Linked DNA regions of Homo sapiens: regions 2 and 3 are each linked to region 1. The links are chromatin loops, found by intact Hi-C in ENCODE. Cell type or tissue: chondrocyte. All regions are shown on one strand. Region 1 has its middle 16 kb from the start of ADAMTS14. Region 2 has its middle 27 kb from the start of PRF1. Region 3 overlaps PALD1 (phosphatase domain containing paladin 1).

What was found. Hi-C counts contacts between places; a loop is a spot of excess contacts. Peaks named below come from ENCODE experiments on the same cell type or tissue, not always from the same donor. Only the 100,000 strongest peaks of a DNase experiment are listed, where the experiment ranks them.
Region 2: it touches region 1 in a loop (2.2-fold over the local background); 6 of 110 quality-filtered maps call a loop at or near these places.
Region 3: a loop joins it to region 1, with 4 times the contacts of the local background. A loop is called at or near these places in 5 of 110 quality-filtered maps.

The regions. Positions count from the first base shown.
Region 1 is chr10:70,655,466-70,657,965 of GRCh38, reverse strand. No RefSeq gene overlaps it. Among named protein-coding and RNA genes, the nearest start is that of ADAMTS14, 16 kb to the left of the region's middle. In chondrocyte, no CTCF peak of the experiment used is centred here; a DNase peak (open chromatin) is centred at 1,285.
Region 2 is chr10:70,574,210-70,576,709 of GRCh38, reverse strand. No RefSeq gene overlaps it. Among named protein-coding and RNA genes, the nearest start is that of PRF1, 27 kb to the left of the region's middle. RefSeq lists an enhancer at 238-367. In chondrocyte, no CTCF peak of the experiment used is centred here; a DNase peak (open chromatin) is centred at 1,089.
Region 3 is chr10:70,550,282-70,552,781 of GRCh38, reverse strand. All of the region lies in intron 18 of PALD1 (phosphatase domain containing paladin 1), which reads right to left. Among named protein-coding and RNA genes, the nearest start is that of PRF1, 51 kb to the left of the region's middle. In chondrocyte, CTCF peaks have their summits at 952 and 1,155; DNase peaks (open chromatin) are centred at 523 and 1,638.

The sequences.
Region 1 (2,500 bases):
CTTTTAATTTCCTTCAAGAACTTTTCCTTTGCATTTGTAACTGTTTGGTACAAGAGGCCTCATTTTCAGCCTTTTTCTGCTTTCCATATGCCTTCCTCACTAAGCTTCATCATGTCCAGCTTCTTATTTGAAGCAAGATATGCCACCCTTCCTTTCACTTGAACGCTTAAGGCAGCATTGTAGGGTTATTACTTGGCCTAATTCCAATATTGTTGTGTCTTGGAGAATAGGGAGGCCAAAAGAGAGGGAGAGATGAAGGAATGGCCAGTTGGTGGAGCAGTCAGAACACACACAACATTTATTGATTAAATTTGCTGTCTTAGGGGCACGGTTTGTGGCACCCCAAAATAATTACAATAGTAACATCAAAGATCAATAATTACAGATTACCATAACAGATATAATAATAATGAAAAAGTCTGAAATATTGCCAGAATTACCAAAATGTGACACAGAGACATGAAGTGAGCACATGCTGTTGGAAAAATGGCACCAATAGACTTGCTCAAAGCAGGATTGCCACAAACCTTTACTTTGTTTTTTAAAAATGGAGTATCTGCCAAGCATAATAAAGCAAAGCATAATAAAATAGATATGATTGTATACTATTGGCATTTCTGCCTTTTTCTTAGTCCCATAAACTGAAAGCCCGGAATGACCGAGAAGGCCTTATTCGCTGCACCCACTGAAAGGGCAGCCAGGTCGGAGGTGAAGTGACATTTGCTTATTTTCAGGATGACTTGCTCCCTTTCAAACTGGGAGACACAGAGGTACTCATGCTCTGCCTGAGAAATTATTGCCTTCCAAGCCCAGCTGCTCAGAGCCTTCACAAGCCCAGCTTCAAGTCATCCTAAGTTGGAAGTTGTCATCCATGTGTTCCTTTAGAACAGGGAGTTGCCTTTACTTCCCGCCCCCACCCCCCGACCACATCTGGCCATGGAGGAGGGCACAGACCCTTACTGAGCACCCACTATATATCTGGACCCATGGAAAGCACAGCCAGCCCCTCTAATTCTGCTCTCCATTTGCAAACTTTGAACTAAATTCAGATGACTTAAATGTATACCTGCTTGTGATCCATCAAGTGGTAAAGATGGTATTGTGTATGATGTGTAGCATTTCCCCAGCAGAAGAAAATACCAGCTGTGGCTGGGAGGTAGGAGGCCAGGTTCCCATCAAAACTCTGTGGTTAACTGGCTGAGTAGCTCTAGGCAGTGCCTTCCGCTCTCTGCATCCCAGCCTCATCTGAACTATGAGTGGGTGGATGAGATCACTTCTGCAAAGCCTCTGAGCCCTGCTGGTCCATGACTCAGCCCCCAGGCCTTTGCACAGGCTGTTTCCTCAGCCTAGGATGCCTTTTCCCCATGCATCCGCCTGGCAAGCTGAGTCTTCCTTTGAATCCTTTTTCAGTAGCCACTTCCTCCGTGAAGCACTCCCAGACACAGAACCATCCTGCTCTCCCACCAGAACATCATTCAGTACTCTCTCTTCTGTTCCACATCTGTACCTTGGACATAAGTCAACTGTGCTGAAAGGCACAGTAGGCTTCCTGTGCTGAAATTATTCACAGGCTTAATAACTGCAAAATAAAACCTTCAATTCAGCTTTACCTACTGTCTAGCATAGAGCCTGGGACAAAGTAGAGGCCCTATAAAGCCTTCATGAATCAACGAACACATGCATGAACTCTTTATGATTTCTTAACCCTATTCCAGTGTTAGGAGATTGCCATTATGGTCAAGAGAAAGACACACGCTTCTTGCTGAAGCATTTCTTATATGTTTCTCAAGGGCAGGTGCCATTCCTCACTCATCTTTTGTCTCACCAGGGATAGGCACTGAGTAGGTGCTCAGTAAATATGTGTCACATTGAACAATGTTGACATATGACCCCAGCCCCAGCCCTCCACACTGGGAGAGCAGTCTCTCCAGGGGGCTAAATAATTTCTCTAAGAATTTGAACTCATCATCACAAAGGGTGTGTAAATTAGGGATTAGATTTGGAAAGAAAATATCTACATTGGCACTAGTGCAGGGACCTGCAGGCCAAGCTATGGGTGACATGGTGGCATTTGCAAAGAAAACCCCACCAGCTCCAATAGTGTGCTCAGGAGTGTTACGGTGGGTAGCTAGTGAGACATGAACAGGGCAGAAGAGGGCCCCTACACCCCACCAGGAAAATCAGGCGATCATTAGGTGATGGTTAGGCAGTTGTCACACTGCCTCTCTAAAATAGTAATAGGTCTCAACCAGCACCAGGAAAAGGCATTCTGCCTGTAGATAGAAAACACCTAAAACTGGTGATCATCAGTTTCCTATAAGATCTCAGGAGCTGGGCGAGTGGGCTCAAGCACGTGCATTAAGACACGAAATGGCGGAGTTGACCTTCCAGGAGCATTCCACCAGTAAAAGGGAAGAACTCCTCGGGTGAGCATGTGTACAACTCCAGTAAACACACTGCACATGCTACCCCCCAAAGGGCTAGCAGGCCACCGTGCACG
Region 2 (2,500 bases), 81 kb after region 1:
AAGAACCAGCTCTTAGTCTGCTGGAACTGTACCATGTGAAGCTGGAAACCAGGGTGGTCATTTTCACCAAGCAGTGCCACAGCAGTGCCGGCCTTCAGAGACAAAGCAGGTGCCCAGAGAGGCTGAGACAAGGCAGAGGGTGGGTTGTTCAAGTCTGTGCAAGAAAGCTATTTGGCGAAACACCTGTGAAGAACAAAGGAGGAAACAGAAGGCAACAGGAAGGGCCTTCAAACCACAGTGTGGCTCTAATACCCACAAAAAGAGAGAGGGAAAGAGCCAGAGAAATAAAATCCTAAGCCCCTCAACTGACCAAATGGACCACCTCTTGGCCTAGGGGACCCCCGAGAAACCTTAAAAATGGAGTTCCCGGACATGATGGAACAGGAGGTTGGACAGGCCTCATTATGCCCCCTCCCCCCCTAACCATTAGGCTTTCTTCTCTAAGGGTTAAACAGAAACCACTGCTTCACGCTGGTACCAACCAACTGCCTAACACAGCCCCTCCCCTTTTGCAGCTTGACACAGCAACCGCTAAGCAGTCCCTCCTGATAAAAAAAAAAAAAAACCCTGGCCACAGAGTGGTTCTGGCCAGTCTCCAGAAGCTGCACCCAGAGGGCCTTCGTGTCCTCTGCTTCCCGTTTTAATGTAGAGGGCCTAACTGTAATATGTTTAAATGTTAAGTCTCCACCCCAAAGTGAATCTGGGACACGTGTTACATACATGTTACCCTACTACGAATGCCCTTGCCTCCCCTTTGTGAATATTCATTGCTGCTCCTATAACCTGTTGAATATGTATATCTGGACACCCTATTCAGCGTAAATCCCTGTCTTATTCTCCCCACCTTCGAAGTGTCTGTTTCTGGCTTCTGGCCAGAGGCTACGTTTCCCAGCCTGTCAGAATGACCACCCAGCAGGTTGCAACCCTTTATGAGAAATAAAGCTCTCCTTTCCAAATGTGTATGAACCTCATCTTTCCTCAGTAGACACAACAAGCCTGACACTGCAGGATAGCTCTGGGCAACTCTTGGTCAGACCAATGGGGAGGCTCCCAGCCTCGCTGCAGGATGGAGGGGCAGACACAGCCAGCTCTATATCCCTGCCCTGCTCAGTCAGCAGCCTGTGGGTGGAGTGTGCTGGATGGGGGAGCAAGGCCTTGGCACGAACACTGTGTTGGATCCAGAGGTGCAATTGCTGGAAGGTGGTCCAACTGTTCTCTCTGCAGCAGCAGCAGGTTGTCCTGAGGGGAGAAGTGAGTGGTGCACCCCTATGGAGGACACAGAGGGAGCTTCCAGGACTCCCCGGGCAGCCTCCTAGTCCCAGTCCCTGCTGCATTCCTGCCATGGTCCTCTGCTGGTCATATATATATATATATATATATATATACACACACACATATATATATATATACACACACATATATATATATATACACACACATATATATATACATATATATATACACATATATATACATATATATATACACATATATATACATATATATATATACATATATATATATATATACACATATATATATATATATATATATATATTTTTTTTTTTTTTTTTTTTGAGATAGAGTCTCTCTCTTTCACCCAGGCTGGAGTGCAGTGGCGCGATCTTGGCTCACTGCAACCTCTGCTGCCTCAGCCTCCCGAGTAGCTGGGATTACAGGTGCCTGGCACTAATTTTTATATTTTTAGTGGAGACAGGGTTTCACCATCTTGGCCAGGTTGATCTTGAACTCCTGACCTCATGATCCACCCACCTCAGCCTCTCAAATTGCTGGGATTACAGGTGTGAGCCACCGTACCATGGAGTCATATTTTTTACACTCTCCCTCTTTGCTTAAGCTAGCTGGGGCTGTTTTCTGAAATATGTCACCCAAAGGAGTCTAATTATTACCTGTACAAAGATTTGTGTTTGAAGACATTATTTGAAGTATTGTTGTAAGTTTTAACATTAAAAACCCCAATGCAAGTCTATATATCCTGTTAGAGGTTTGAATTACACAGGTGTATGCATTTGTAAAAACTCATCAAATGGGCTGGGCGCGGTGGCATACGCCTGTAATCCCAGCACTTTGGGAGGCTGAGCTGGATGGATTATTTGAGGTCAGGAGTTCAAGACCAGCCTGGCCAACATGGTGAAAACCCACCTCTACTGAAAATACAAAAATTGTTAAGTAAGATTGGCTAGGTCCAGGTTCATTCTGCCTCTGCACAGTGAATAAATCATGATGACATGGGTTTTGCAAAAGAGAAAGATTTGCAAGGGCAATACATGAGGAGGTGGGAGAACAGCTCTCAAAACCACCCCCACCCGACCCTTGAGGATAAGGCTTAAGGATATTTACAGGTAAGGGAAGTGGGATGATCTAAATCATGGGGACAGGTGATTGGCAGTGGGAAAAAAATGAAGTGACAGGTTCCTCCTGAGCAAGGGTAGTCAGGCTTCACGGCACTTCACAGGGCACATGCAACAAAAATGGTGGC
Region 3 (2,500 bases), 110 kb after region 1:
AACATCTAAACATTGACCAGATGTTTGCTGGTAAGTAGCGACTGTCCATTGTTTAAGAGGCAATCATGGCGGTGTGACTGCCTTCTTTAAAAGATCCCCCTTCTTTAGAGGTACGTACTGAAATATGCACAGAAGAAGTAACATGAGGACTGCGATGTGCTTTAAAATAATTCAGTGAGAGCTCGGAGGGCTTGAGATAAAATAAGACTGGCTGAGATGGGTACTTACTGCAGCTGGGAGGTGGGCACATGAGGGCTGAGGAAATTATGCTCTCTGCTTTGAAATTTTCTGTTTGAAACATTCCAAAATACTTAAAAATATAAGTTCCTAAGTTTTGACTCATTCAGTAATTCTACTTCTAAGTATCAGCTTTACAAAAATAATCCACACAACGGAAAAGCCACATGCGCTACGAGGTCCACATCACCCCCCATCCCAGAAGACGACAGGAAAGAATGTGAAGGGCCGCGCGTGCTACACACAGCAACAGCATGAGAAACAGTACTTCCACTCACTGCATGGAATGTGAACACGGAATGCGATGATGTAAGGGCTCCTCAGCAAACACGACAAAATGCCCAGAAGCCGGAGCTGTTGCTTAATTTTGCCTCTCTCTGCCCTACGAGAACGTCAGCTCTGCGCACCTTTCATCACCGGTCCCTACTCAGTGTCCGCCCAGGGCCCAGCACTGAGGCAGCACATGCTGGCTGGGCACATGTTGAAATGCATAAACACAGCCTAGGTGAGTGGCGAGAGACGTCCCGTGGGCCTGCCACAATCACAGCTTCCAGAGAGCTGCATGCAAGTGCACGAAGCCCAGAAGGAAACGGGCAAAAGTAAAATCATCGCTGAGTTGGCAGGATTCTGGGAGACTGGGAGACTCTTTGCTCAACCTGAGCCACCTAAGCTTTTGGTACTTACTGTCCTTATTCTTGCTGTGCAACCTCAGGGTGCAGATGAAGATTCATGTACATTCTGAGCCCTCCTCTCTGATCCACAACAGGAAACTGACCTCCAAATTCTTCCACTGTTCCCAACTGAGGGCCCTGGAATAGTTTTATTGCTGAAGAAGCACAAATGCCATATCACAGGAGCTGTGTTCTTCACTGCTTATTACTAAAGTATAAGTTGACTGCTGAAGCCGGCAGGGGGCCAGGAAAAGGAAATTCACCATTTGGGGGCTCTGGGGAGTGAGGGGCAGGAAGCCAAGCAGACACATGCTGTTGAATTTCAGGATCCCAAGTGGACTCTTGGGATTTTGGAAAACTTCAGATGGGCCAAATGTGGACTGGTCCTAGAACATTCCCGGGCAAATTAAGCCGATGGAGGGGATAAAGCCCTACCCAAGCCTGAGCTCAGGTCCATTTACATCCAGAGGCTGTGGGGGATCTGACCAGGCTGATGGCACCCTCTGCATGGACAGCACCCGGCTCTGAGCAAAGAACCACAGACCCTGCTGGAGGCCACCTGGGACTTCTGGTTTGAAACCAGAGGGCAGAAGTTTAAATAAACAGCTGATACCACAGGTGAGACCCAGCTGCCAATTTCCAGAAGTCACCATTAGAGAGAAGGGGTGGTAGGGGCCGCTGCCTTTCTAGAGACTCCGCACATCTCCCTGCAGCCCACTGGGGCAACATGGATGAGATCCTTGGGTCAAGGACAACATGGTCTGGGGAGGAGCGTGGGCTGGGAGTGAAGATCGTTGCCTCTCATCCCCACTCAGCCACCAACTCACGGTGGTTAACCTGAAAAGGTTAAACACAGAATTACCATATGATCCAGCAATTCCACTCCTAGGTATATAACCAAGAGAAATGAAAACATACGTTCACACAAAAACTTGTACATGAATTTTCACAGCAACATTATTCATAATAGCCAAAAAGTTCTACAACAAACCAAATGTCCATCAGCTGATAAACAGACAGACATAATGGGATATGTCTATACAATGGAATATTATTCAGCCATACAAATGCAGTAATAATACATGCTACAACACGGATAAACCTTCAAACATTATGCTAAGTGAAAGAAGCCAGACACAAAGGACCACATGGTGTATGATTCCACTTATACGAAATGGCCAGACCATGCAAATCCACAGAGGCAGAAAGATCAGTGGCTGCCAGATGGTGGGGGAGGGGAAGCGATTGCTAGCGGGTGTGAGGTTTCTTTTTAGGGTGATGAAAAATGTTCTAAACTTGATGTGGTGCTGGATGCACAACTCTATGAATGTACTAAAAACCAGGGACTCGTGCACCATAAATAAGTGAATTGCATGGCACATGAATTGTATACATCGTGAATTGTATACATCCCCTAGTGTGGTCCCCGCCAGCATCAGTATCATCTGGGAGTGTGTTAGACCTCCAGACCTACAGAATCAGAAGCTCCAGAGTGGGGCCCAGCAGCCTGCATTTTAACAAGTCTAACATGTGATTCTGAAGCCCACTAAAGCTGGGGGCCGCTGCTTAGAATATGTGGCTCTCAGCCTTGG